Linked DNA regions of Homo sapiens: region 1 is linked to region 2. The links are chromatin loops, found by intact Hi-C in ENCODE. Cell type or tissue: left ventricle myocardium inferior. All regions are shown on one strand. Each heading gives the region's core, and the rest is flanking DNA. Links, peaks and the distances in the headings are about the cores only.

What was found. Peaks named below come from ENCODE experiments on the same cell type or tissue, not always from the same donor. Only the 100,000 strongest peaks of a DNase experiment are listed, where the experiment ranks them.
Region 1: a loop joins it to region 2, with 2.2 times the contacts of the local background. A loop is called at or near these places in 1 of 110 quality-filtered maps.

The regions. Positions count from the first base shown.
Region 1 is chr15:57,888,469-57,904,205 of GRCh38, forward strand. No RefSeq gene overlaps it. Among named protein-coding and RNA genes, the nearest start is that of ALDH1A2-AS1, 170 kb to the right of the region's middle. In left ventricle myocardium inferior, for the core only: no CTCF peak of the experiment used is centred there; no DNase peak of the experiment used is centred there.
Region 2 is chr15:57,940,556-57,956,292 of GRCh38, forward strand. ALDH1A2 (aldehyde dehydrogenase 1 family member A2) reads right to left here. Exons shown (of 13, transcript NM_003888.4): 13 at 12,874-14,714. The coding sequence ends at 14,642. Among named protein-coding and RNA genes, the nearest start is that of ALDH1A2-AS1, 120 kb to the right of the region's middle. RefSeq lists a silencer at 7,276-7,570. In left ventricle myocardium inferior, for the core only: no CTCF peak of the experiment used is centred there; a DNase peak (open chromatin) is centred at 7,446; H3K27ac peaks cover 1,185 bases.

The DNA.
Region 1 (15,737 bases), core at 3,093-11,092, 52 kb before region 2:
TATGTCTATTGTGACTACATATTATTACAAATGTCCCCTTTTAATTTAAAGAGTCTGAGTTTGAGTAGCAAATTATATGGCTACTCCATATCCGTGGAGATTTTTAAAAATCAGTAAATCATCTGGGTCCGGTGGCTCACGCCTGTAATCCCAGCACTTTGGGCGGCTGAGGGGGGTGGATCACAAGATCAGGAGTTTCAGACCAGCCTGGCCAATATAGTGAAACCCTGTTTCTACTAAAAATACAAAAATTAGCCGGGCGTGGTGGTGGGTGCTGCCTGTAGTCCCAGCTACTCAGGAGGCTGAGGCAAGAGAATTGCTTGAACCCAGGAGGCAGAGGTTGCAGTGAGCCGAGATTGTGCCACTGCACTCCAGCCTGGGTAACAGAGCGAGACTCCGTCCCAAAAAAAAAAAAAAAATTAGGAAATCAGTGAATGTACATTTCTTCTTTTAAAAAAGTTTGTTTTGGCCAGGCTCAGTGGCTCACACCTGTAATCCCAGCACTTTGGGAGGCTGAGGCGGGCAGATCACGAGGCCAAGAGATTGAGACCATCCGGGCCAAAATGGTGAAACCCCGTCTCTAATAAAAATACAAAAATTAGCTGGGTGTGGTGGTGCACGCACGTAGTCCCAGCTACTCAGGAGGCTGAGGCAGGAGAATTGCTTAAATCGGGGAGGCAGAGGTTGCAGTGAGCCAAGATTGCACCACTGCACTCCAGCCTGGCAACAGAGTGCGAGACTCTGTCTCAAAAAAAAAAAAAAAAAAAAAAAAAGAAAAGAAAAAGTTTGTCTTTAGTGAAGTGAGAAAACCAGGTGATGAAATGAATGTGGGAAATAATTTGTTTAAAAATAACTATTGCAAAATTTACAGTTTTCTAATATGAATTCAATAGGAATCCAATAAAAATTTTAAGAATCCTTCAGGCAGTTTTAAAAAGTTTTGATGAAAATCGTTGATTCTTCTCTGCCTCAATGCCCTTTCACTTGAGGAATCTATACTTGCTAAAGACCATGAGTTAAAATTTAAGCTGGATATGTTTTGTAAGCTGGAATGTTTTTGAATCTTACAATGAGCATCTACTACACCAGCTAAGACAGAAGAAAGTCAAATCCCTTGTTCCAGAGAGGATCCTCAGGAAATGAGGAGATATAAATAAAATGTTCTGCCACAAAACTATTGTCCCTCAAGCAGTCCCTGATCCAGAAAAGTTGTGTATGTCAGCATTGAGCAGGACCTGCAGAGTTGCTGAAACCTGCCACCTAGACTCATCTTCCTTGTTGGGTCATCACTGGGCTAAGTTTCTAGCTCATTTCTAGGTCAAACCCATGCAGTGTGGGGAATGATGACTGTGACAGCCGTAATATATATCAGTAGGAAAACTTGTCTTCTTTGGTGTGCTGGGTGCATCTAAGAGGTCTGGAAATGTGGCTGGGTGCATCACATCATCATCATTTTCCTCATGAACAAACTTAACTACCACTTAGTTGAGTGTCCACCATAGGCCAAAAACTATTCCACATACTATGCAAGGCAACTTATCCACGCTTTACCATTGAAGAGGTACAAACGAAGAGGTACCATTTTTATCTCCATGTGGAAGGTAAAGAAGCCAAGCACCAGGCCACAGAGAGGGTAAAGGACTTGCCCAAGTTCACACAAGTAGTAAGAGGTGAGGCCAGGGTTTAAAATGAGCACGTGGGAGAGAGAGCCTGTGCCCTGACCTTTTACTGTACCACCACTCTTCGTGTGTGACAACCTGGATGGCAAATCGGCATTTCTCCTGACATCGTTTCCCTCTCTGGCTACTTCTCTCTTTCCCTTTACAGCCAATTCCTCATGTTTCTCAAACAACATGAGTATACTTTCTATCTCCAGTTTCCCTCCTCCCGTCTCTCTTGAATTCCCTCCAATCAAGCATTCACACTACCACTCCATTAAAATTGTATTATCAAAATAATCAGTGGTCTCCATGTTGATAGAGCCAATGGGGAATTCTCAGTTCTTATCTTCCTTGGTGAGTCATTAGCTAACAAGTTGATCACTCCTATCTCACTGTAAAACTCTCTTCACTGGCTGCCAGTGCACTACATTCCCTCATCTCCTGGCCATTCTGCTTCAGTCTCTGAGTCAGTACCTTCTCATCTCCCTGACATCCAAATATTGGGTGTTTTAAAGCTCAATTTCTGGAATTCCTCTCTTGTGTAGCCACAGTCTCTGGGATTTCATTCCATTTCATAGTTCTCAATATCTGTATGTTTTAGCATTTATATCTCCAACTTGTTTTTCTTTCTTTAGCTCTAAATAGTAATAATATCAGCTGGCATCCAACAAGCTTCACATGTCTGAAACTGAGTTCCTGTTTGCAATTCAACAACACCCTGCAAAAAAAAAAAAAAAAAAAAAAAAAAAAAAAAAAGCTTAATTTGACTCTAGTCTTGCCCGTTTCACCTTCACCACACTCACTGCTGCTCCTTCATTCAAGCTCTCATCACCTCTTGTCTGGATTATTATAATAGCTTCTTAATTTGTCTTTGTCTTGCTGCTTCTACCCTTGTTCCCTTTCAGTCTATTCTCAACATAGCAATCAGAAAGGTCCTCTTTAAATGTGAGTTAGATCATGTTACTGCTCTGCTCAAAATAATGCAGTGGTTTTCCATTGCACAGAGTGGCAGATTGCATTTTCCAAAAGACAATTGCAATGATATTTCCTAGCCCACGTGCTCTTCTTATAATATGACTTTACATAAATGCGATTTGTATTCTGTCTCTTTAATCTGGGCAGCCTCACAAACATGGCAAAAGTGATAAAAGTAACTTTCAAGGCTAGATCATGCAAGACAAGGCAACATAGCTTCTACCTGGTTCTATGAAGACATTTGCCTTTGGCTCCCTGAGCCTCCATCCAAGAAGTCGAAGTAGCATGCTATGAGGAAGCTCAGGTCATAAAAAGAGGCCATGTGTAGATGCTGTAGCTGAGAATTACAGCTGAGGTCCCATACAACAGCCAGAGTAGACTACAGCCATGTGAGAGAAGGTGTCTCCAAAAATTTTAATCACTAACCATCAGCCCTCAGCCTTTGAGTCTTCTCAGTTGAGGCCCCAAACATTGTGGAAACATCATGGAACAGAGACAAGCCATCCTTACTATGTCTTGTTTGAATTCCTGACTCACAGAATCCATAAGCACAGTAAAGTGGTTGTCATAAACATTAAATTTTGGGGTGGTTTGTTATGCAGTAAAGGTAACTGAAACATTGGGTTAAAACCCAAAGTCCTTATAGTAGCTACAATGTCTCTATGATCTGGCTCTTTGTTGTGACTCTGATTTCATCTCCTACAAATCTCCACTTCCATTCCAGACATCCTGGCCTGCTTGCTAGTTCTTAAATACACCACGCAAACACTGGCTTCAGGGTATTTATGTTTGTCATTCTCACTGCCTAGAGGTTTCTGCCCCAGTTATCTTCAAACACAATCTCTCATCTCCATCCCTGGTGTGATTGCCAGTCTCCAAGATGGCTCCAATGATAGCTGCCTCCTGACATCATGCTAGGGCATAGTACCCTCCCACACTGAACAGGATTGATATGTGTAGCCAGTGAGAAGTGGCAGATACAACAGAATATGACTTCTAATGCTCGGTCACAAAATATGCCATTGCTTCCTCTTTGCCCTCTTGGGTCACTAATTGTGGGGGAAGCCAGCTGCCATGTTGTGAGGAGATACACGCAGTTCTATGGAGAGGCCCATGTGATAAGGAACTGAGGTCTCCTCCCAATAACCATGAGAGTAAGATGTCTTAGAAGTTGAGTCTCCATCCACAGTCAGGCCTTCAGATGACTGTAGCCCCAGCTGACTTCTTGACTGCAGCCACAGGAAGGACTCAACCCAGGACCATCCATCTAAGCTGCTCCTTAATTCATGATCCACAGAAATTGTGAAATCACAGTGTTGTTTTAAACCACTAAACTCTGGGATGATTCATTACTCAGAAAAAGATAATACACTTAGCTACTTATTTAACAGTATAACCTCTCTCTTCCCAACAATCTCTATCCCCCTTTCCTGATTTACTTTCTTCCACTGTACTTGTTACCATCTAATATACTACTAAATATTTAACTTATTTCTCTTAATTACTGACCCTGCCCCCTATAGTAATACAAGTTCTAGGAGGATAGACATTTTTGCCTGTTTTATTCGTTGTAAATCCCCAGTACCAGGCATATAGCCAGCACTCAATAAATGTCTGTTAAATGGCTAAATCTCACATGCCACTCTGATTGTTAATGGCTGCTGGAAACGCTGTGTTAATAAGAATTGCCTGACCGTAGTGAGAAGAGTGCTGCAATCAATTAGTGATGACTGCTGTGGGTGTGGAAGAAGCAGTGGCATTATGCTTGCTATGTATTTGCCTTCCTTGCTGTATCTCTGCATCCTTTCTTCAGGCAACAGTTTATACCCAGTTACCCTGTAACAATGATAACAGAGTCTATGTTTTGTCAAGGGCTGCAGATAAAGCAACTCACCTTACAATTTAACATTCAAACATTTCGGGATGTATTTATCTCCTGCTGTTAATTCAAACGCCAAGATTCAATTTGTCTGTTGGCTCTTAATTATCTTCTGAGGAGGCAAAGAATCACTGGTTACCATTATCTTTGAAATGGCTCCTCATAAAACACAGAAAATAAGCATTAAGACATGAAAGCTACAAGGCCCACAATGCGGGAATTTTAACCTTGAAAACTGTCCAACAGTAGAACTACGAGTTTATGTAGGAGTTTGAGAAGTAATTTGCCAAGTGAGCAAAAAAGTTATACAGCCCATGAGAATAACACCATCCTGGCTATGAATCTCAAGATGGAATGTAACATTTGTGAACATCAAATCTGCAGTGTTCTCGTGAACCTAGTGGTCCAGTTTGAAAACATTACCCTCATTTATTCGTTCAAAAATATTTTCTCACCACCTACTATGTTCTTGACATTGCCATCAATACTGGGAATTCCACAGGGGATTAAACAGAATCCTTGCCTCATCTTACATCTTACAGTCATTCCTCAATGTAGTCCTGCTTACACCACTTAGAGAGTCAGAATCCAAGCACCTACGAGATTTCTGTGTTCAGCATCAGCTTTGTTCCTCATCACAAGGAATAGAATATATTAGAGTAGGAGAACACATGCAGTTTTACTCAACCTGCCAGTTTTTTTATTGGTTGTCCTTAAATCCAGAGATTTTTTTTTTTTTTTTTTCATGAAACAAGAGACAGAATTTCAGGTCCATCCTCCAAGTCCAGGTATTGCTTTCACAGGATTCTGGGGTTTTTTGGTTGTTGTTGTAAGGAGCCTTGCTGAGAATGAGCCGGTTGTGGTTGGTGTATGTAGAGATGCACTGTCTACACACTTACAAGAGCTGATGGATGATGCCCCTGCACTATCCAAGATTCTGGATGTCTTTAAGGTAACAAGTGTCCATGTTGTTCCTTGAAAGCCTGGAGAAATCTGGTGTGGGAAATGTAGGACTCTTGGTGTGGGGGGACTGTTCAAGACCCTTGCTCAGTCTGGATGCATCATGAGCATGAGAGGCAGTTCTGAATGGGTTCAGTTTTTAATTTACCAGCCATAAGATACTGGAACATCCATTAGGCAGTGGGAAATACAATTGATCAGTCATTTAGCAGCCCATCATTCATAATGGTGACAAGTTGACATACAGAGACTACATATTAAAAAAGCAGGGTTGAGGGTGGAGTTCTGGGGCATATCAACGTTTCACATTATCTCATTTGATCCTCACCACAAACATTGTGGTAGGCACAATGGAGACTACTTGGAGTCTCCTTTTACACATGAGGGATGAAGAGCTCTGAGAAATTGGGGTTTTCCTGAGGGCTCACAGAACAAAGTCAGGAATAGGCCTCATGGGGTCTTTTTCTGCAACACTACTACTCTGTGACATGGTCTTCTAGAGAGAAATAAAGTACTGGTATTATTGGGCTTCTGTTCTTTCTGCATTTTTGATGATCACTCAGTCAACTCCCTCCTAACATGAGAGTGGAAGAAAAGTTGGCAGCAGCTTTGGTTTCCTTAGTATGCTGTGGATGGAACACAAGAACACAAGTCTGAGCATCCTTGATGACTCCCATCATCACCCTGCCTGTAGCTGACTGCTCTCCATCTCCAGATGAACTTCTCTTTGTTCCCACTAAAATCAGAGCCAAAGAAATGAAGCTAAAACTCTGATAATTTGTGTGTTTTTGTAACACAGTGGTCCAGATAAAGATGAACAGATTTAAGCAACATCAAATTTTTAGTAAAGCTAACAGTAATTTCTCCTTTGCAAATGCCAAGCTTCACCTTTATGTGCCTTGAAATTCTTTGGCAACACACTTAATCTTGGGGAATCTGAGTTTATTAGAGGAATGTAGGGAGGAAGCAGGCTGCATGCCCTCCCAGCTTAGATTTAGATTTAGCCAGAAGAATGTCTGCACTTCTTTGCTAGAGGTGTTACAACTATGAGACTCAGTGATGCTTTGAGTCTCTCCCTGGTCTATGTGGGGTGAGGAGTTAGGTGCTTTCTTGGCTCTGTTTTAGGGAAATGACCAAGCAGGTCCTAAATTATAGTGCTTTTTGAGAGGTATGAACTTACTCCATACTACTTACATCTGCTAACAAACTCCAGGAACTTCAAGGGAACAAGATTAGTTCAAAACACTCCTTAGAATATCCAGTGGAAAGCACTGGGACTGATTTTCATTCGTTGAGCATTACCCAAGGTAGTGTGCCCTAAAAAGAAGTGTACCTTATGAACAGAATAGTAGAAACTATCCCTATCATGTTGTCAAGCAATTTATCTTGGCACTGTGCTTGGAATGCCATTTAACGTTTGCAAAGTAGGAGGTATCATTTTCTCCATTTTACAGATGAGAAAACTGTATCAGTGGTACCATACAACTTGCTGAGGATTGCCAATCTAGGAAGTGAGTCAAAGAGTTGACTCCAAGGTTGGAAGCATTCTTCTCCCATATAGCACTTCTTTGCCTAGATAAGGATTCTGTCCTGGGGCCTGCAGATCTCTGGTAGGAATTCATTTGAAATACAGCTGGCTGCTTTCTGAGCCATCCTCCTCTCCTGTATGGGACTGATGCAGCCCCTGATCACACTGTGGTGCAATGAGATTGAAGGACTGGCAAAAAAAAATGTGAACAAGGGTGCCAGAGTTAGCAAATAAAAATATAGGATTCCTAATTATATTTGAATTTCAGAGGAACAACAGATTATTTCTTAGTATAAGTATATCCCAAATAGTGCATGGAACATACTTATACCAAAAATTGCTGTTGTTTGAAATTGAAACTTACCTGGGCATCCTGTATTTTGTCTGGAACCATGACAGGGGAGTGATGGTCTCCTGTGGGGGCCTCCATTCCCGCCTTCTGCCAGCTCAGGCCTGGGCTCTGACCTCCCTCCCTCCCAGCTTGGCTCTTAACCCAGCCCTCCCCATTCCCAAATTTCTCGAATCTCCAGACTCCCTTTTCATTGATGCCACTTCCCAAGCCCAGTGGAAGAGTTACCCAGAGTTCTCAGAGTTTTCGGCTTCCTTTTGTTGGCCTTCAAAATAAGCATACGTGCTCGCTTCTCTTTATGGGTTTTTCAAGAACATGAACAGGGGTGGTAACGGGTAATAAGCATGGAAAAATCACAGAGCTTCCAAAATGATTACAAAGGTCTCTTGGTATTTATTTCCTGCTTTCTTGGCACCCCTACCTCCACCCCCGCACCTCCCCCCCCCCCCCGCCGCACCTCCCCACACCTCCATCCCAAGTATTTAACTGGTTCTAGAAGTCTCCCTAGGGAGGTGCCAGAAGTCCCTCAGTTTCACAGGCTGCAGACTACCTCCTTTCATTGCAAGAGTGAGACTCATTCATCAGTCATCTCCGTCCTCCTCCCCTTTAACTGAAAAGCCAAATTCTGCCTTTACCCCACACCACTGCCCTGCAGTAAAGCCATTGCCAGAGGAGAGATGCCCCTTCTGCAGTAACCCACCTTCAAGTTTGAGTATCATTCATCTCAGAAAACAGAGCAAATGCCCTTCTCTCACCACCATTTTGGGTCCTTCTTCTCTTCAAGCCCCAAGTCCAGGGTAACTACAAACATACTTCTTCCTCATGTTTCTTCCTCTCTCAATTCTCCATGTACCATCTATGAGCCTGACCCTCCTGTACTAGTCAAGGTTCTCTAAATGGTCAGAACTAATAGGATAGATATATATATGAAGGGGAGTTTATTGGGAGAATTGACTCACACGATCACAAGGTGAAGTCCCACAGTAGGCCATCTGCAAGCTGAGGAGCCAGGAAGCCAGTCCGTGTCCCAAAACTTCACAAGTAGGGAAGCCGACAGCACAGCCTTCAGTCTGTGGCTGAAGGCCGGAGAGCCCCTGGCCAACCACTGGTGTAAGTCCAAGAGTCCAAAAGCTGAAGAACTTGGAGTCTGATGTTCGAGAACAGCAAGCATCCAGTACGGGAGAAAGATGAAGGCCGGAAGATTTAGCAAGTCTGCTAATTCCATGTTCTTCTGCCTGTTTTATTTGCTGCACTGGCAGCTGATTAGGCGGTGCCCACCCAGACTGAGGGTGGGTCTGCCTCTCCCAGTCCACTGACTCAAATGTTAATCTCCTTTGGCAACACCCTCACAGACACACTCAGGAACAATAACTTTGCATCCTTCAATCAAATCAACTTGGCACTCAGTATTAACCATCACACCTTCCTACACAGCTATTAAATAGTATTACGACCTTCCATTTGTGTTGATGTCTGCTGGCCTGGTTTCACCCTTTGCTAGGCGCTTGAGGATAATGATCATCTCCTGGAAGCCACTGGCAGATCCTGGACCACAGAATTTGGGGGTGGCTGGGTGGGGAGTAGATTGTACAGTGTATTTTAAAAATTAGTTGACGTTTAAAATTTCCACATGATTATAACCCATGTCTCCGGCTTTTCAGAAGATCTGGTGCCCCTAGGCCCTGATTTCTGCAAGGTAAGGCTGCCCTTATTACATGGTACCTACATTCCCTGGATCTCCATCTCCCTCCTCCCGTTACCTGCAAGGCCCCTGCAGAGACTGATAGCCTTTCACTAGAGAATTCCAGGCCTCAAACACCCTGATGGCAGACTATCAATGAACTCCTGATAAACACATTATATAACAGGCTAAGAACCAGGCAAAATTATAGCATTTTTAAAAATGAGTAGTTACCACACTGCTACAGAAAACCATTTATTTTCATTGTCGACTGGAAATATAAATTCGAGGAAGATTAAGATATATGCATATGGTTATTTTGATTGTTCTTTAGAGGTTTAAAATCAATTTAGTACTATAAAATATAGTCTTATTGTAAAAGTATTTTTCATTAAATGTAAAGGAAAGCTTATTGATAAATAGCTGTAAATTTGCTCATTGAATTTACAAGATATTTGTAATGTCATTAATGGAGGTACAACCTGCTGAACTGCATGGAATCCAGCGTCTCTTCATTTTTGCAATATATGAGTAATAGGCCAAAAACATTGAGAAATAGCACATGGAATTTTATGTTTCCTCTGTGAAGACTCAGAAGAAAGGAACATGTTCACTAGTGTTGAGATTAAAACACCGTAAGCAAAGACAATATAAGAACCCTGCAATGCTCCCAGAGGCGGAAATGTATCTTGTGCTTACTTTGGAGAACAGAACTGCCAGTCTTCAGAATTCAGGAGTTGCAATCATCTGAAACTTGATCATTTTACTTAAAAAAGTACCCTATTGGATAACTTAAGAAATATATTTTCATTCAAGCATTCAACAAATATTTTGGGAAACAAAGCTTCCCTAAAATATATTTATCACATAAATATATTCAAAATATTAACATTTCCATCATACAAGTATTATATTCATCAGTATAAAGTATATCTTAATGCAGAAGTATTTTCTGTCTTCTTATTTTTCTCAGAAAAATCACAGGATTTTACACACTTGTCCAAATTTGACATATATTAATTAGAAGGAAATCATAGAACTATGCAATCACAGATTTAAAACTTTGAAGTATTTTGGAGATCATCCTGACCTAATTTTGCAGATGAAGAAGCTGAGGCCAGAGAAAGATTTATTAGGCCAAAATCTCATGGCCAGATGGTAGAAGAATGGGCATGAATTCTGGGCAATATCTCTTGGTTTACTCCCCTTTCTAACATACCAGTTTACCTCCTTAGAAAATGCAAAATGACATTGAAGGCCCTCTCTATAAAAAGTCAGGAAGGCATATAGTACATTTAAAAGGTTCTCATAAAAGGATGAAAACACAATGTCTTTACTTGAAGAAAGAAAAAACATGTCCATTTATATGAGTAGAACAATACATGCCCCCATGTTAACCCTGGTCATTGTTAAGATGAGAATATAAGCTCCATGAGAATAGCAATTTTTATATTTTTGCTCACTGAAGATTTCCCCACAACAATAACAATTTGGGGACATAGTATGTATTCAACGAATAGGATACACAGATGTGCCAGTTTTCCCAGGACAGCCCCATTTATGGCTGTTGTCCAGGAGGCTGATCCCTTAGGGCTCCTTTCATTCTCCATTGCATCACTTTATTATTAAATATTTTTGAAAAAATATAAAGGATGAGGTTATGGATTTGTTTTTATTTTCTTTGATTTGCGTGCACCTTCTAAATCTTGTACAATGAACGTGCATATTTGTGTAATGGGAAAAAGTTTATTTTTATTTATTTTTTTAATACTTTAAGTACTGGGGTACAAGTGCAGTATGTGCAGGTTTGTTACATAGGTATACAGGTGCCATGGTGGTTTGCTGCACCCATCAACCGGTCATTTACCTTAGGTGTTTCTCCTAATGCTATCCCTTCCCTAGCTCCCTACCCCCACCCCCCGCCGACAGGCCCCAGTGTGTGATATTCCCCACCCTGTGTCCATGTGTTCTCATTGTTCAGTTCCCACCTGTGAGTGAGAACATGTGTTTGGTTTTCTGATCTTGAGTTAGTTTGCTGAGAATGATGGTCTCCAGCTTCATCCATGTCCCTGCAAAGGACATGAACTCATCCTTTTTTATGGTTGCATGGTATTCCATGGTGTATATGTGCCACATTTTCTTTATCCAGTCGATCAGTGATGGGCATTTGGGTTGGTTCCAAGTCTTTGCTGTTGTGAACAGTGCCACAATAAACATACGTGTGCATGAGTCTCTGTGGTAGAATGATTTATAATCCTTTGGGTATATACCCAGTAATAGGATAGCTGGGTCAAATGGTATTTCTGGTTCTAGATCCTTGAGGAATCACCACACTGTCTTCCACAATGGTTGAACTAATATACACTCCCACCAACAGTGTAAAAGCGTTCCTATTTCTCCACATCCTCTTCAGTATCTGTTGTTTCTTGACTTTTTAATGATTGCCATTCTAACTGGCATCTCATTGTGGTTTTGATTTGCATTTCTCTAATGACCAGTGATGATAAGCATTTTTTCATATGTCTGTTGGCTGCATAAATGTCTTCTTTTGAGAAGTGTCTGTTCATATCCTTTGCCCACTCTTCGATGGGGTTGTTTGTTGTTTTCTTGTAAATGTGTTTAAGTTCTTTGTAGATTCTGGATATTAGCCCTTTGTCAGATGGATAGATTGCAAAAATTTTCTCACATTCTGTAGGCTGCCTGTTCACTCTGATGATAGTTTCTTTTGCTGTGCGGAATCTCGTTAGTTTAATTAGATCTCGTTTGTCAATTGTGGCTTTTGTTGCCATTGCTTTTGGTGTTTTAGTCATGAAGTCTTTGCCCATGCCTATGTCCTGAATGGTATTGCCTAGGTTTTCTTCTAGGGTTTTTATGGTTTTAGGTCTTACATTTAAGTCTTTAATCCATCTTGAGTTAATTTTTGTATAAGGTGTAAGGTAGGGATCCAGTTTCAGTTTTCTGCCTATGGCTAGCCAGTTTTCCCAACACCATTTATTAAATAGAGAATCCTTTCCCCATTGCTTGTTTTTGTCAGGTTTGTCAAAGATCAGATGGTTGTAGATGTGCGGTGTTATTTCTGAGGCCTCTATTCTGTTCCATTGGTCTATATATCTGTTTTGGTAGCAGTACCATGGTGTTTTGGTTACTGTAGCCTTGTAGTATAGTTTGAAGTCAAGTAGCATGACGCCTCCAGCTTTGTTCTTTTTGCTTAGGATTGTTTTGGCTGTGCAGGCTCTTTTTTGGTTCCATATAAAATTTAAAGTAGTTTTTTCCAATTCTGTGAAAGTCAATGGTAGCTTGATGGGGATAGCATTGAATCTACAAATTACTTTGGGCAGTATGGCCATTTTCATAATATTTATTCTTCCTATCAATCAGCATGGAATGTCTTTCCGTTTGTTCTTTCCTCTCTTATTTCCTTGAGCAGTAGTTCGTAGTTCTCCTTGAAGAAGTCCTTCACAACCCTTGTAAGATGTATCCCTGGGTATTTTATTCTCTTTGTAGCAATTGTGAATGGGAGTTCACTCATGACTTGGCTCCCGGTTTGTCTACTATTGGTGTATAGGAATGCTTGTGATTTTTGCACATTGATTTTGTATCATGAGACTTCGCTGAAGTTGCTTATCAGCTTAAGGAGATTTTGGGCTGAGGTGATGGGGTTTTCTAAATATACAATCATGTCATCTGCAAACAGAGACAATTTGACTTCCTCTCTTCCTATTTCAATACCCTTTATTTCTTCCTCTTGCCTGATTGCCCTGGACAGAATTTCCAATACTGTGTTGAATAGGAGTGGTGAGAGAGGGCATCCTTGTCTTGTGGCAGTTTTCAAAAGGAATGCTTCCAGTTTTTGCCCATTCAGTATGATATTGGCTGTGGGTTTGTCATAAATAGCTCTTATTATTTTGAGATACATTCCATCGATACCTAGTTTATTGAGAGTTTTTAGCATGAAGGGCTTTGAATTTTGTTGAAGGCCATTTCTGTATCTATTGAGATAATCATGTGGATTTCATCATTGGTTCTGTTTATGTCATGGATAACGTTTATTGATTTGTGTATGTTGAGCCAGCCTTGCATCCCAGGGGTGAAGCTGACTTGATCATGGTGGATAAGCTTTTTGATGTGCTGCTGGATTGGGTTTGCCGGTACTTTATTGAGAATTTTCGCATTGATGTTCATCAGGGATATTGGCCTAAAATTTTCTTTTTTTTTTCTTGTGTCTCTGCCAGGTTTTGGTATTAGGATGATGCTGGCCTCATAAAATGAGTTAGCATTCCCTCTTTTTCTGTTGTTTGGAATAGTTTCAGAAGGAATGCTACTAGCTCCTCTTTGTACCTTTGGTAGAATTTGGCTGTGAATCCGTCTGGTCCTGGACTTTTTTTTGGTTGGTAGGCTATTAATTATTGCCTCAATTTCAGAGCCTGTTATTGGTCTATTCAGGGATTCAAATTCTTCCTGGTTTAGTCTTGGGAGGGTGTATGTGTCCAGGAATTTACCCATTTCTTCCAGATTTTCCAGTGTATTTGCGTAGAGGTGTTTATAGTATTCTCTGATGGTAGTTTGTATTTCTGTGGGATCGGTGGTGATATCCCCTTTATCATTTTTTTCTAGCATCTATTTCATCTTCTCTCTTGTATTTATTAGCCTGGCTAGTGGTCTATTTTGTTGATCTTTTCAAAAAAAAACAGCTCCTGGATTCATTTTTTTAAAAAGGGTTTTTTTTTTAATTTTAAAGCTTAAAATTTTTTTAAATTGGCTCTTGACCAAATCAGCTACAATTGTTCAGGATATTCAGTTACTGTATATGAATCATTTCATTTCCTGCTGGTAACCTACACATTGCAATTAACCTTCAAAACACAGAGTTTTACATTAAAGCCTGGGCGTGGTGGCTCATGCTTGTAATCCTAGTGCTTTGGGAGACCAAGATGGGAAGATTGCTTGAGGCCAGGAGTTCAGGACCAGCCTGAGAAGCATATTGAGACCCTGTCTCTACAAAAATAAAAATAAAGTTAACCAGGTTGGTGGTGTGCACCTGTAGTTCTAGCTACTCAGGAGGCTAAGGCAGGAAGATCACTTGAGTCCAGGAGCTCGAGGTTACAGTAGGCTCTGATCACGCCACTGTAGTCCAGTCTGGGTGACAGAGCAAGACTCTGTCTCTAAAACAAACAAACCCCATAGTTTTGTATTAAAAAATGAAAATCATATGCAGTTTACACATACAATGTAAAAATACTCGAGGACATTTGAGGAAAAAATGAAAATCGCAATTAAAAAATATTCAGATCCCAATAGAGTGTGGTTTTCAAACTATATCACTTTTAAGTTATATAACAATTGGTCCTCTGTGATTGGTAAGTAAAGAGACTGTTTAAATGTCATACTTTTTTAGGTTTAAAAAAGTAATTATTTTGTTAATTACTCTCTAGGAGTGCTTGTTCCTACACTGTGTTAATACCCACTTGTCTCCATTATCATGAAGGATGTGTGCTCATAAAAATTTAATGAAGATCTGCCTGTCCATAAACCTCACAAAAACACAGCTTTTTCTTATTCTATTCAGGTGAGGAAACAAAATTTTTTTTTAAATAATGAGCTCAACATTGCATAAATACGCTTGGTAATTTTGGAGGGTTGGGTGGGGTAAAGAGAAAGGGATGGTGAATGGTGAGGAAAATAAAAGAGAGAAACAGAAAGCCCATCCCACCACACCCACAAATGGATATAATGGGAGAGTAAGAACTGCAGGACTGTGGATACCAAGAAACACCTTTGAGCACTGTGACAAGAACGCCTTTCCCTTCCTGACACTCTGACCTCCTGGCTTCGAGGATGAGGTATTCTTTGACTGTCCAACTCAGACAGGTTCATGTTCTTTTCACCATGGATTCCTGCAGGTCAATCCTCCACACTCTGCAACGGTTCTTCCAAAAGACCCCTCCTTCACTGTGATGTTGGCTTCTGCTTCCCGATAATGGCTCTTTCTTATATCAATACATTTCTGTGTCACCCAGCGTCACCCCAAGCGTACCACATATTCAGCTGCCTTCAGATGACTTTCAGTGGGATGCTCTGCCCTCACTGGAATATAAATGAATTAATATAAACCAAGCACCTACTATGTGCAAGCTGCCATGTGGGATGTATTTTAACCTTTTACATCATCAGAGTTAATTGGAGGAAATGCAGAACAGGATTGTCTCATAGAGAGGGAGCTGGGGGTGGACCCCACCTGGGCAGAGCATATGTGCATGGGACCCATTTACTGCTTTCATCACTTGCCTTCGTGGGATGGAGCCACATCTGGATCCCATCACAATTATGAAAGGTGCAGGCTTCATGCTTGCTCCAAAGCTGAGCTCTGATTTCACAACCAGCTTGGAGAAGCAGGAGGCAAGTAAATACTTCCTGTTCCATTTGTAATCAACATGCACTTGACATCAATAAACTGGGATAATTACATTATCATTATCATTACCATCATTATTATTGGACAAATCAAGGAGACATTAATAGAGGTCTCCACAGAAGACTCTTGTGACAGATGGGACTAAATTGGAGCAGAGGGTCAGGGGATGCCATTTGTCTGTTTCCTTAGCCAAGTAGATGACAGAACTTTTTAAAGGCTCTTAAAAAGCTCTGGAGATTGAACCAATACAATAACAATCAGTTGCTCTCATTGTTTTTTCCACATAAAAACA
Region 2 (15,737 bases), core at 3,252-11,251:
AGTTCACCGGATCACACATTAACTTACTGCTTCCCTGGGCAGGGAAAATTCCCCTGGCTCTGTGTTGCTCTTGGGTGGGCCGTCATCCTGCCTTGCTTTTGTCCATTCTCCATGGGTTGGGTTTTTTCCTTGATTAGTCCCACTGTGTGCACCTGGATGTTTTAGTTGAAGATGCTGTACTTACTCTCCCCTTTTGTTCCTCTTCCTGAGAGCCGTGCACACTAGCTGCTTCTAGTCAGCCATGTTGGCCACCCCCTGTTTCTATGCATTTTTAACCTACATGGTGTATCATGCTTTATATATTTTTCTGCAACAGGCCTTCTTCACTTAACAGTTACGTTTGAAACTAATCGTTCTCTCTCTTCCTGGTACATGGAAAAGAGTCAATAAATGCAGTTTATTCTATGGTAGAGCTTTATGAAAGTATATTTAAAAAGTATTAATGGCATCTCACGATTGTGAATCTGCCCTGCTCTGATTACTAGTAAGGATAAGAAACTTTTATCATGTTAACTGGCTGCTTATATTCATTTTTCTTTGAATTACCTATTCATATTCTTTGCCCAATTTTCTTTTGGCTTGTCTTTTTCTTCTTAATTTCTAGAAGTTCTTTATACACTCTGGATCCTGATAATTTGTTTGTTAATGCATTGCATATATTTTCTCATATCTGTTGTGAGCATACTTTTAAAAATACCACTTATGAACTGAATACCATGTTCTAGGTGTTGGAATATGTTGTCAACATAGCACTATTACTCTCCCTCTCAGTTTTATAGCAGAGGAAAATGAGTTGCAAAAGATAAGCACCTTATCCCAAGTCCCACATAAATGGCAGAGCCATAATCTGAAGCCTGCTTGTCTGACTTCAGACCCAGTCTTACTACCACTCTTGACCTTTATCCAGGCTAATGGTCCCACTTGACCAAATGCAAGGATTATGTTTTCAACCTCAGATCATTTTTTAATAGATTAAGAATATAAACTCTTTAATTCAACCAGTAAGTTCTCATCTAATTTCCATCAATGCCATTTGCCGTGGCAATAGGGAAGCAAGCCCAGTCAGTACAAATGAAGCCACAAGCCGCTTGGAGACACGAGCCAAGTCTTGTTCACAGTACTGTATCACAGCCAGGCACATGGAGGTGCTAGGAATTGATGAAATGAAAGGTCCTGTCTCTAGCAGCCAGAGTTCTACTTGCCTGATGTCAGTGGCTGTGGAAGGATCTGTTTTCTTCAGGGTCCTTGGGTATATCTTTCCACCACTATACTTCCCCCACCCTGATCCTGGGTTCACAGCTGTGTGGCTAGATCCTGTAAACCTACCCTACCTTGTAATGGGTTCCCTCTTCGTCACCATTACTACTCCTTGTGGATTCCAGCAGAGCAGCTTTCAGTCCACTGGCCAGCTTGCTACACTAGAGAAGCCACATTAGAAATCAGTCTTAAGATCATAGAGTAAATAAGTAAATCCTGGTATGGAGTTATCTTCAAGAGCCTGTCTTCCAGATTATGCCTCAGCCACCTCCTTGTAGATTCCATTCAGAAGTTCAGAGGAGAGCAGTACAGTCATCATTTCCATTTGTTTTCAGAAAAGACTCCTAGTCCCCTTCCTTCCCTTTCTGGATCAGTCTTCAAGGCCCTACAAGTACCTCACTGCTTTTCTTATCCACACTCATGGATCTACCTTGGTTGATGGATAGATATCTTCCCCTTAAGTTGATTCCATGTACTTTCTGTTGTCTTTTGTTACTTCTGTCTACATTGTTTTCTAGAAGCTACCATCATAGAGGGAATCAGTACAGGGTTAAGTAAGATTCTGAGCTTTGAACATGCTTCTGAATCACCTAGCTGTGTGCCACTGAGCAAATAAAAAGTTCCTGATACATTGTAGGCTACATAATAAATAATCTCTCATTTTCTGACTGCTTCCCTCCATCCATCCTTCTAATGTACTTTTTAGAAGCAGAGAGGTATTAACAAACTTAAATATCAGAGTTTCTATAAAAGTTCCTCTAAAACTCCCCCTAGCTCCTTCTCCCCATCAAAATGTATCACTTTCTTCCTCTGCCTTCCCATTGCAGGTTTTCTTCTTCCTATACTTATCATATGACATAATAGTGATACTATATTATAGATGATATTATAGTGATTTATTTGTTTCTGTCTCCCACATAGGCTGGGAGCTCCCAAGGACCAGTACTTCCTGTTCACTAGTTAGTCTCGCAATGTAGTGCAATGCCCAACACTGAGCATGGGACAATTCATCCTTGCTGAAAGTATGAATGAAGGAATGACAAAAGGGATCTGGGGAAGTGTGGATGTAGACACCAGTGAGCAGAGTGGGAATAATTCCTAATGGGTAAACTGGAGTTGAAAGAGGAAGGAGTGGATAGTGAGGATTGGTTCGGCGGGGGCTGGAGACTAGGGGCTTCATCACCTCTACTGATGCCCTACCCCAAGGTCTGGAAGAAGATTAGATTCTAGTTTCTGTACTGCCACTTCTGATAGTCTCTCAAATCTCAGCTGCCATCAGCAAAACAGGGATTAATCATATCTTTCACCCAGGGCAGTCGTGGGCTTTCAGTGGAACCATGTAACATAAAGACATTTCACAAATGCAAAGGATGTTGAGAAGAGGAAGCTAATTCTGAAGCTTAAATCGCTTGTTCAAGGGCGTGGAGTCAGCACACAGCTGGGCTCAGAACCCAGGTGCCTGGACTCCTAGTCAAGAGCCCTCCCACCACATCGAGCTACCCCTCTGGGAGCGCTAGAGTGAAGAACATTGAATTTTAAGAAATGCAAAGGAATTCTTCATATGGTTGCACACAAAGCCCGCACTCATGTCCAGCTCCAGGGCAAGCCAACTGGATGCTAAGAAACAGGAAACAACCAAGCTATGAAGAAAACTGATCCAAGTGTTGAAAAGATAATTTGTCCAAAACCAGACCCCTGGTGAAGCTTCATTGTGTTATTTATTAGCTAAGGGTTAGGAGTATGTGGAAATGAAGGGTTGCTGGGACCATTAATAGAAGATCTTCATGGCCATTACTGACTCAAATGTCAGGAATGAAGGGCCTTTACTCTCTAGAATCCCCAGCTCCTTTTATGGGGCAGTCTTTCAGGTATGAAATCAGTCAACTTTGGAAAACTGTCTTTTTGTTTGAATTTTTGATGCTGCAAAGGACAGAGGGAGTAAGGAAAGAGGCAATACACAGGGCAAGGCTCGCATGTTCCCAGAGGGGCCAGCAGAGAGGCACATTTATCTTGACAGGCTCCCCTTCTGAGGCAGCACCCTGGGGGTCCCCAGAGCCATTCATCCAGCAACCCCAAGCCCCTGCGAGCAGGCTCTGGGCTTGGCAGAAGCCCTTCCTGGCATGGTTCCATGCCAGAAAAAGAATTCTGCTTTCCCCCTGCAGGAGGAGAGAGGGTCTGGAGGTGAATGGAGCCACAGCCCTCCAGTCCCAGAATGGCACAGGTCTTCAGCAAGATGACAACAGGTAACATAAGCTAGGCCTGTAGGACATGCCAAGCACAGAACTAAGAGCACTGCATACATGATGTGCTGTCATTTCCCAGAACCCAAAGCCTCAGCTCTCCATCTCTGAGATGAGGAGACCCTAGCGGGCCTCCCAATGCCTGTCTTGAGACCAGCTGTAGCACAAGCACTGGTGCTTTATGTTAAACATGTATGTGATGTATTTGGAAAGATACCAAGAAACAGATAATCATATTTGTTTCTGAGGACTGAGACACAAGGATAAGGCATTGGAAGGAAATCTTCCCATATATATGTACTTTTATTTACTTATTTATTTTAGAATTCTTAACCTAATGCATGCAGTTAGCAATTTTAAAATAACTAATTTACATTAAAAATAAGACGAACAACAAATAAAGATTTCTGGGCCTACTGCAGTCCATTTGAATCAGAATATTCAGAGAAGAAATGGGGCAGCCATTTTAAATCAGTTCTCCAAAGTGATTCTGAGGCCAGGTTCAAGAACCACTACCCTGAAGGACAACTATTCCCTCCCTGCCCAGGACCCCTGTATCTTACAGAAAAGAAAACTGAGCTGTGAGAGGAGCACTGACTAAGCCAAGTCATATAGTTGCTGAGAAACAGAATAGCAAGTAAAATTCAGGTATTCAATGCCAGATTTCCAAACTATGATAACGCTCACTCTAACCTCACTGCAGCCCCGAGCATCCTTTTATTTCAATCCTACTTCTTGCCCCAGGTCCTCTGCCTTTCAAACCCTGCTTTCTTCAAGCTAATCTGGTAAATGGAGTGATGATGTGTTTAGTCGGTACTAATGGGCCAATGTACTCTATTAAAAGACAATTCATGAAGCTTTCTGGAGCCATGTGCAATTAGCAACTGTGTTTTACTTCTGTAAAGTAATACAGGTGGTTCAGTAGGATAGCATTTCCCCAAAATTCTACCCCAGGAGGCAGAGGAGAAAAGGCACTGGACTTAAGTCCCGAGACCTGGATTTAAAGGTTTATCCTGTGGAAGTCATTTTGGCTCATTTTTTACATCTGTAAAGTGAGGATATTAGACTGAATAATCTGAAAGGTCCCCAGGTATGGTTTGAATGTGTCCCTCAAAGTTCATGTGTTGAAAATGGAATCCCCAAAGCAACAGTGTTGAGAAGTGAGATCTTTAAGAGGCAATTAAGTCTTGAGGGCTCTGCCCTCATGAATGCATTAATGTTATCATGGGAGTGGGTTTGTTGTAAAAGCAAGTTTAGCCCTCTCTTGCTGGCTTGCTCTTGGCCTCTCTTGCCCTTCTGCCTTCTGCCATGAGATGATGTGGCATGAAAGCCCTCACCAGATGCCAGTACCATGCCCTTGGACTTACCAGCCTTGAGAATAGTAAGCCAAATAAACTTCTATTGTTTGTAACTCACCAGTCTTTGGTATTCTGTTTATAGCAACACAAAATGGACTAAGACAAACATCAAAGGCCCCTTTTACCTCTCAAAATTCTATATATAATCCCTACCTAAATATTTCTTTTCTGTTTGAATCTATATTTTAAATGATAGGAAGATAGGATTGTCCTTTTGGAAAACAGTTCCTGGTAACACTGAAAATTTTGTAGCTCTGAGCACCGGGAATATGGTTTTAGCCATTTCAGAATTGGGTGGGGAACAAAAAGAACCATTCAGGGCAGTTTCAGTTTTGATCAGAAGAAAGAACAGTAGCAGTGACCAAACATAAGTTAAAGAAGAGAAAATAGCCTGTTAGAATTGGAGAGAACCCAACATGGAAAGCTGTATTTTAGCACGAACATGCCTGATCCCTCATGATTTCTGTTCCTGTAGAGGGAGGAAAGCAAGATATGTGTCAAAGAAAGGGATGGTCAATAAGAGATTCTCTATTTTTCATTTCCTTGCAGTCCCTACTATACAGACTGGGACAAGGAGCCTTGATTTAAGGTTTCTCTTCTACTAAAATGCATGAGAGACATATTACTTTAAGTCTTATCAGCCATATACCCTGAGTATATATGAATTTTTCAAATCTTTTTATGAGCAGGTTTAAAACATTTAAGGTGGTACAATATACATAACATTTAGCATTTTAACAGTTTTTCAGTGCACAGTTCTGTGGCATTTAGCACATTCAAACTGCTGTGACCGTCATCTATCTCCAGAACTTTTTCATCTTCCCCATGTGAAACTCCATATTCCTTAATAACACTAACATTTATTCCCTCTCCCACTCGCCCCTGGCTGCTGCCATTCTATTTCCTGTCTCTATGAATTTGACTACTCTAGGCACCTCATACAAGTGGCATCTTATATAAACGGAGCCTCATATATATAAGTGAAATTATATAATATTTGTCTTTTTGTGACAGCCTTGTTTCACGTAGCATGTCTTAAAAGTTCTTTCTTGTTGTTGCATGTGACAGGATTTCCTTCATTTTTAAGGCTGAAAAAATTTGTATGTTAATATGTTACATAGTATAATATATACATAATATACAATTGTGTATATATTACATATATAAAAACAATTGTGAGTGTGGTGAATGTGTGTGGGGTGTGTGTGGGGGGATATGTGTGGTGTGTGTGCGTGTGTGATGTGTGGGGTGTGTGGTTGTGTGTTGGTGTGTTTGTGTGGGGTGTGTGGGCGTGTGTGTGGGGTATGTGTTGTTTGTGTTGGGTGTGTGGGGGGATATGTGTATGTGGTGCATGTGTGGTGTGTGTGCACGTGTGAGGTGTGTGTGTGTGTGTGTGTGTCTGGTGTGTGTAGCTCTCAGCACCAAAAGCATGGTTTTAGCCATGTCAGCATTAGGTGGGTGGCCAAGGGGACCATTCAGAGAAATTTCAGTTTTGATCAGAAGAAAGAATAGCTTGAGATTCACTAAAAGAAAATGAATATACAAGAAATTATGCATATATGCAATTATACATATATATGCATACCATATTTTGTTTACTCATTCATTGATGGACACTTTTGGCTATCATGAACATGAGTGTACAAATACCTGTTCAAGTCCCAGCTATGAGCAGGTTTAGACAGGGATGAGAGGACCATATCTGGCAGGTTGGGGCACTGGGGACAAACTTGCCTCCTTCATGGTTGTACACAGCCTTCTCATGGAGCGAGGCCCCTGTGCTCATCACTTGAGATCATCTCACCCCTGATCCACTGTGAGTTGAGCCCCACATACCGGTGAGACTTCCCTGGCAGGCAGCTGTGGCCAACACCCCGCAGGCTTTCCTTTCCTCTCAGGAGGGCTGGGACCACACAATTTGGTGGCTCTGTGGAACACTTTTTCCTCACAAGCATTGTGCCTTCCTGCCTCCTCAGCAGAAGACCTGGATGGATGACTCAAACCCATGTAAATAAGCACATCTCCCAAAGTGTCGATGACCTTCAAAATAGGAAAGAATTGAATTGGAGGGTATGGGAACCTCTCTCCTGGAGTAGGGCTTTAAAGGTTACCAAAACATTTCTGAACAATGTGTTGAATAGGCAAGACTAAAAACTGTGGTTTAGTTTCCTGACAAGAATTCCTGACAGGCTTATTTATTACAGTCCTTGATATTGCTGAGGGTAAGTGGAAAAAAATGACAAGTGTTTCCAATATGTATGTGGCGTTTCGCATTTCTTGTTATCTTAGAGAAGAAAAGGGGGATAAAAAAGCCAAGTCAGAATCCTGGGTCATCACGCCCCAAGCTCAGACCTCAGGATTGGGTGGGTTTCCAGCGTGGGTTTATTTTCCTAGATTTTTAAAAGGTTATCAGTTGGTCTTGTGGCCCAGCCTGGTATCTAGTTTGCAAGAATAACAGTTTCTTGTGGGAATGAAACAGAACAAACAAGCAACAGAAGAATTGTTCTGAGCATTTTCCAGTTTTCTCTCTGCTGTCCTTTAGGCGGAGCTGACTTGAGTTCAGCCCCTGCTTGGCAGAGGGCTCCTGCTTTCAGCATCTGGCCAGGGCAGCTCTGCTCCTCCTGCAGCTTTGGGGAGAGGAGAGGCCTTTGCAGAATGTTGTTCTTACAGAGCCATTCTCATCACCCCCTGAGGACTGCTGTGGTTCCATTTAAATATTCAAACCAGGCAAGTCATTTCTCTCCCAGGCCAAAAGCCACTATGTTCCTCGAGCTTGGTGACCACGATAATAATAATAATAATCTTAATACAGCTAACATTTATTTAGCACGAATTGGCAAAGCTCTCCTCTAAGTTAGTATTTATTTGCCGGCTGCACCAATTTATCCATCGCCTGTTCTTGCTATCTCTTCATTTAAACGAGAGCCAGCCCAACATTTTCTGTGTCAAAAAAAAAATCTCTGGCTCTTGGTGATTCTGCAGGTGGAGCAGAGCTTACTGGGCACAGAAATGTAATTTTTAAATGGTCATTATCCTTCCATCATCCTGGCATTCCTAATTACTGGCTCCAGTCCCACCATCTGAGTCTACCTTAATGTAAGTGTCCTCCTGCCTGGCTTCCATATAGAAACGGATCCCAAGGGAATGTGAGATTTACAACCTCTTTGGGACTACAGCCTCCAGTAAATACTGATTTATTTATTCATTTTCTTTAATTGCTGTCATTTGTTTAAGCTCTTACAATGGGAGCTGTTAAGTACTTTATATGCATTCTTGTTCTACCCTCATGACAACAGTGTAGGTAGGTAATTTTATCGTCCCATTTTACAGGTGAGAAAATAGAGGATTTGGAAGGGTAATTAATTTTCCAACGACATACAGCTGGTAAGTGATGGAGCACTTTGGAATTATTTCCCTTTACCCGTTGGAGGAGGTCTTGATGTTACCAACAAGCTTCCCTTTCTGGAATCAGAGCATGTCAGATCAAAGCTTCAAAGACCAGACATGTGAGGGGTAGACACCCCCTTCACACACACACACACACCCCCATTTCCCAACGTTGGCCTTACAAGCCCCTGTCCCCACCCGCCTTGGCACACATAACTCAGGGCTGGAAGCAGACTTGTTGCAGGCTCTGAGAATGTTTGTGGGCATCACCCTCCCCAAGGGCCTCCAGGGAGCATGAACTAATTGTATTAACAAGTGGCATCTGGATTTTATTCCATTTTATACGAATCCTGTGTTGTTTATGAATGAACCTAACTCGGGAAATGGAGACTGAGGCCTCCACTGTTTAACAAACAGACCTTCCCCTTGGGTGTGCAAGCTCTGGCCAGCCAGCGAGCACTATAGGTTCTTGTTCCTTGCTACTCATCTACCCCCAGTGGTGGTCTTGAAAGCTGTCACTTTAAATTTCCAACCAAGAGAAACTGGAGAAAGGCACTACATTATTGGTTCATAAAATGGATGTAACTGCCTGGGATTAGAGAGAAAGAGGTCTTCACAGGGTCCTAGAATCCCCACATATGGCTGCAGGTGGGGTAGGAGGGGTCTCTTCTCTTTCCAGCTTAGGATTGCTTGAGTTAGTTTGATTTTATCCTGCCTAGACTGTAAAATAGGAAACCAGAGGTACCTTTCTGAAAAGTCACTGGGGAAACCATGTTGTAGAAGAAATTGGGCAACTCAACAGACTTGATAACATCTATTTCTTGAGGAGAAGGACAGGGACTGCTCTAGAGAAACAAAAAAAAAAAAAAAAAAAGGCAAGCCCAAAAGACCTTGAAACCATTAAGAGGTGTGCATGCTCCAGCAGGAACGGGGGCAGGCTGTGCTGGTTTCAGGTTCCTCCTTGCTACATAGATAAATGGCCAAAGGAAACATTATCCCAGCAGTTTCACATTAAAGGCTAAATGGCAAGATGGTCATCCTTTTATGCTGGCCAATAACCAAGTGAAAATTAGGCAGTGTACCTGTTTAGGAAGAGGGCTTCACGCCATTCCAGAGTGGACTTTCCCATGCTCTCACTCCCCGCTGGTCCCACGGATGAGCAGTTGCTGTATAAGACATTCTGGGTGGCACAGACAGCGTGGTCAGGGCTACGGCTCAGATTATCACTCTACAGAGGGTCTGAACAATGTGTTGAATGTACAGGAGACTGAAACTTGGAAGAAAGTCACAGCTGCATGCATCCCTCTGGCCCCTAGCTGGCTTGAGGTATTCAGATGAGTTCTGGCCTCCAGGCAAGGAAGCCCCACTGGAAACCCGTAGGAAACTATCCTAGAGTCAGGGTCTATATGAAGGCCTCAACGCTGGGTGAGAAGTGAATTCTGATGTCTTGCAGACTGATTAGCAAATGTCAAAGAGCAGACTGCTTTTGCTTTCTGTAGTTGTTTGGAGTTGCGTGTGTATATCATGTCTCAGACCAACTGAAGAAATATCATCCACCATGTTGCTTAATCCCCACACACCTCTGTGAAGCAGGTAGCACAGGAATGATCCTCTTGATCCTACAGAGGAGGAAGTGGAGGCCCGTGGAAGTTAAGACATACACCTTGTAAGTGATTGCTAAGAGACGCTGAGTGAGGACTTCTGATTACACTTCTCACCCTCTGATGCAACGTGCTGAAATTTCACTCTGCCACACCGCTAATCTGCTGACGCCCCAGGCAAAGTTGTCAGTCTGGATTACCCACTAAGCAGACCTGGGAATGGTACCACGTTACCCTTCCGTACCTCCAGTGTCTGTGCGTGGGAAGGAGGTAGAGTGAGATGGCAAGGGAACCTGCTGACTCTTGGTTATGAGTGACCTTAGACTGTGTGATTTACAAGGGTAGTAGCCATGTGTGGCTTGCTTTGTATCTCCAGCACCTGTGCCAGTGACTAGCAGAATAAACATTTGTGGAGGGAGGGAAGGAAGAAGGGAGAGAGGGAGGGTGGAAGGGAGGTTCATTTCTTAGGACCACCAGGTATGCAGTGTCAGCATTCCCTCATGAGGCAGCAGGGCCACAGAAGCAGCATGGTAAGACTGTGTCATATGTATTTTTCTAGCCCCATTCTGATTTCATTAGTTTCCCATCTTCATTTTTTTAAAACTCTAATTTTTAATTCATGGGACTTTGTTTTTATTTTTGTTCTTACCTTTTAAGCATTCTTGTGACCGATTTTAATATTTCTGAATTATTAGTCAACCAAAAGAAAAACTAAAAACAAATAAATGACTATATAAATACATATAAGTGGCAGTGGGCATTTCTGTTTTGGCTGCCCCTTCCCTCCTTCCCTGCCAAGAATGTTGCCAATACAGGACTAGCAAAGTCTGCATTGAGATTTTTTTCCCCTAGCCATCTTGTATTCCTCCTTTTCACACCTTTCTAAATCTACTCACTCTTTAACATGTATTCTGAGACCAGTTTCCTCCTGCCCCAGCTACTCTAAGCTCTCGTTTCTTTTAACTCATGAGGCCGTTATCAACCGTGAGCTCCTGCCCTCTCTATTTGAGTTCTGGGTGAGCAAGAGCATTGGGTGGAGAGCAAAAGAGAGCAGGCATTCCATATGTCCTGCCTGGTGGTGGGGGAGTCTGTGGGACGGCTCAGGATGAGGGCCTGCCACTGCAGGGGCTGTCCTCAGGCACGGGGGAGGCTACATGGCTCACAGCTTAGAGCAGGGTACTGCCATCACCCCTCCCAGCTAATGCACACCATCAGCTTCTACTTCATCAAGACAGAGATCAAAAGCCCCTAATGCACGGGCTCCACACACCACCCTCTACTTCTCAACCCCTTGCTGCCTGTGCTCCTTGACTTCTCTGCCTTGTTTCTGGGGTGTTAACACCTGTAGAGCTTCCCTCCTATTTCTCTGACTACAGCCTCCATTTCTTTTGCTGGGCTTTTTCTCCCTGGCCTTGGTTTTGGTTTTATTTTCACCCTCTCTGGATCTGCAGCCATCACTTTTATGTTCATGTGAGAATCTGGTCCACCTGAGCCAAGTCCGAATCTCCCATCTGCAATTGCCTGCTTGAGATTTCTATCTGGATGTCCCTTCATAACCCCACAATTCACGTGTCAAAAGCCTGAAGTCAAGATCTCTCCCCACAACTGCATTTCATGTTGTAGCTTCTTTGGCAGGGGCATTACCATTTTCCTACCTTCCCTGGTTAATAAACTTTTTCCATTCTATCATCATATTCATTCCTTAAGTTCCAGTAACTTCTCCATTGATTTGTTCCCTTCCTCTCCATCCCCCCTAGCATTATGCCATCCATAGTTTTATGGCAAACAAACTCTGTAATCAGTCTCTTTTCATCCGCTTTGCTCCAGACCAGTATACTCCAACCACTGCTTCCATTACACTCCAACTCAAAGCCCACGAGTGTCTCTGTTTTCTATTACATTACTAGGGAACAGCTCTGGCTGACCTAAGACCCTCTGTAGTCTGACTAGTTGCCAGCATGCAGTGCCTGCTCTTGCCAGCCCATCTCTTCACTGTCACATAAATATGCCGAGCTTGGCCTCTCCTCTCTGCCTTTGTAGGTTATTCATCAGAAATGTTTTCGCATGTCTATCTGACTCCAGATTCCTGCTATCTATACGTGCAACAATGGCACCTTTCTAAAAGACTTTCAAATGATTACTTCATGTCCAGGCCTTTCTCATTTTTTTCCTGATGGCTCAATGGACAGAACATGAGGTGGATTGTCAGGGAGTCCCGCATCTTATATTTCAGTTCCATCTGGTGCTGCAGGGGCTGCATTCTCCCATGCTCCTTCTGTTCCTCTAAAAAATAAGCTACTGGCAAACAGAGCAGTGAACCCCAGTCCACAGCAATGCTTCTTGTCCCCCAAGCGAGATCTGCTCTGGGGCTAATTCATTAGGTTTAGCTTTTGTCTCACTTGATCGGAACTTGGGTGGAGATTCCAAGGGCTGGAAGGAAAGGTGGGGAGCTGTGCGGTTCTAAAGGGTGGGAACCACTCCTCAAAAGCGCAACTCTGAGAACACACTGAGAGAAAACAAGCTCAATCTTGGTAGTAGTACGGTCACCATTTACAGATTTCTTTTTACAGCTGCAAAAATATTCCATCAGGTTATCAGCCTCTGACTTCATTTCACTTTGGTAAGTAAGTAAAAATAAAGCTACTGTGAAATGCCATCAGCAATGTGAGCTCACGGCGGGTAGTCCACGTTTGTGAAAACAGACCCTATAGACTGCTCTGCATTTTAGTTTTCATGGAGGCTATTCTAAAGGAAACTTGTTATTTCATATATTTCATATATGGTTATACTTACATGCCAGCTAAACTACACATGCACACAGATTTTAAATAGCATCAGAAAATAAGGTTTTTGTTTACCTTAATACCATTTACCAGTTGCCTTAATGAATTCTGTAAAAATACCCTTGCAGGCTTCTGCTCAGTTACCCAAGAGGGCAACACAGCTGAAAAACCCAGCAGCTGAGGAAGGACCCAAAGAGACTCAGTATGACCCAAAGACTTACAGACACAGCCAAACAATCCCAAGGAGTACACAATATAAATGCTTTATTGCTAGCACAGAGGTTTCTTTTTAAGTAAATTAAAAGAAATAAATCTTCATTTTCACATTTTTTGTTGCAGTCCAAAGGTAACTAGTTGGTTAGTGGCTATGTCCACTTGGACACATGCTACAGGAGGGCAGCATTCACATGGAAGCACTCAGAAATACGGCATCTGTCAGGGCTCACGGCACTGGGCTGCTGAATGCACTGTCGTTTGTAAATAACAGCAAGTGGAGACTTTAAAACATCATGGATAGATAAGAGTTATAAATAGAAAACTGGTACGGTTAAGAAGCAGAAGATCGTTAAATACAGAAGGCTATATATATGTTGCCCATATTCCACATACTCTGGGTTATGTTTGGTACTTTTAAATAAATGATCTGCATTTAGGTTAGAGACTGGATTGGATTTGACAGCTGGAAAGATGGAAGAAGGGATGGAAGAAGGAAAGGAAGCTAACACTTCCCACATCAAACTGGTGGAGTCACTGGAAAGCAGAAGAGGAGTATGTGGATGGGAAGAAAGGGAGGCGGGCCTGCTTTACTCCCTGCAAGCTGTAGGCCATGGCCTGCCCAGTGAGGGGCAAGAATGGGGTGTGACAGAGGAGCTCAGTGGAGCACGGCAGTCCTGGCACAATGGAACTTGGCAAATGGAAAAGGAAACCCCTAGGCTTGGCCAGATTTTCCAAGGTCACTGCCAATAGATACAGGGCACATTATGATAGATGTACAGTGTGACAGACCAAAATCACACCTGCAGCAGTTATTGGTGTAGAGGTTCAGAAGGTACAGATTCCAACTACAGAAATAATTCATTTAATAATAATTGTTGCCCAATATTAGAAACTGAATGATGTCTGCAAGGCATCCAGCATTATCAAATTCTTGGGCCTACTCGGATTGTTTTTTGGTTGGTTCTAAGAAAAACTTTGGAAAAGATCTTATCTAGCTATGAAAAACAACCCACTCCTTGCCTTATTCCAGAATAACTGAGAAGGAATCTAATACACACACACCCCAAAACTGCAGCAAGCTCAGAAGCGGTGAACTGCACATGATGACTTCCAGTCTCTATTGTCCCAATCTTTTTTCATTCATGTTATTTATGGGTAAAAGAAAACCAGATTGGGTCAGGAATATCCCAGGTTCTTACTACATCTGTAGTGTACCAGCTCCTGGCATTTTCATTCTGGTCTGACTCTAGCTAAAACCATTTCATGTTTTGCTTTGAAGAAATGGATAACATGAAATGATAATTTGGCTTTACAACCTTGAAAAATTGTTCCCGGCCCAAACATCTGCCCCAGAATGAGCTCAGCTGACATCTCCTTGGAAGAGAGGGAGGGGTGGGTGAGCGAGGAGGGCCTGGAAGGAGGAAAATGAAGACAGGAGAAAGGTCACCTTTCCTTGAGAGGAAAGTTCTTTGTGACAAAGACATGAAATAATACAGCTCCCTTATTTCATCCTGTGCTCCAGAAGGAGATACTGGATGTGTCTGCTAGCTCCTCCTCCTCCCTTTATCCCACTTTCCCCAATATTTGGTATGATTAAGGTGGCCCCTTACAGAGTGCCAAGAAACTGTACCCAGCTGGTTTGCTTTAGTTGTGCAGTGACCTGCCTGGCCTACATGTTATCTTTTCAATCTTTAAGTAAGGACCGTGGCTCAACTTTGTATTCCTGAGAGCTGGGCCCTACAGAGAAAGCAGAGAGGGACAGACGTGCAGGCTGGGCTTCATCCTCCTTCTTGGCCTTCTTAGGAGTTCTTCTGGGGGATCTTTACTGTCACCGTCTTAACTTCTGAGTACTCCCGCAAGCCAAATTCTCCCCTGAAACACAGAAATGGGCCGGGTCAGATACCAGAAGTCCAGGGAGCTGCATGTGAGTGCAGCGGGAGTCCTGGGGAGGTGCAGTTTATCACCTGCGAACAGCAAGTCCTGGGATGTTCATGTAAAAATTCCTCACGTATGCGCAGCCCAGCCTTCCTCTGAGGGTCAGAGAAACTGTCATCTCATGAGTAGTTTTTAAAGAAGTTTTTTTAAAACTTTAAAGTTTTTTAAAGTAGTTTTAAAGTTAAAAGGTGACTTGTTTTCACAATACTGCACAGACAGGCAATGACTCTCAATTACTCAGAGAACTACCATCAGCCTTGGCCAGAGGGCACACAGATGACCCCAGGCTGTGCTCAGAGGCTGAGTGCTGTGGGCAGCGGTGGGACCAGGCCCAGGTCTCTGAACGCCTTGGCCATGCCTCTCTCCACAAGGCAGCACTGGTTCAGTATTAGTTCTTTGGGACAGTAGTGTGCTTTCCTCCCCCAAGACGGAGGGTGGGAGTGGGTTGCATGTCTAAGTGTTCCTGTCCTTCTGCGTGTTTACTACAGTGCTCCTTCTCCTCCACATCTCTTCTCTATTCTCCTGTTCTTTTTGCCTTGTTTAAATGCCTTTTTTCCCCTTATCTAATCTATTTCATTATAAAATCACGCATGTTCTCCTCTTTTTCTTCTCTTCTTCTGAAAGTCACTCTTCAGTGATGCTTTTCCCAACAGCCTCAGGAGGAGCTCCTCTTTCGTCCTCTCTGTTCACAGAGCCCCTTGTTCACACCTCAACCACCACACTTATCACACTGGGAGGACAAGGGGCTTGAATATCTCTGTCTTCCCTACTGAGTTGTATCCTACTGATTTTTCTTTTTGCCTTCCACCAAACATAGGGTATAGCCTACAACAGCAGGCACAAAGAAGGTACCTGATGACCAAGGAAGGAAGGAAAGTAGAGAGGGGAGGAGGGAAGGAGGAAGGGCGAGCTTCCTATTCCCTCTTCCCAAGTTCTACCCTGTTGTCATATCTTCTAGAT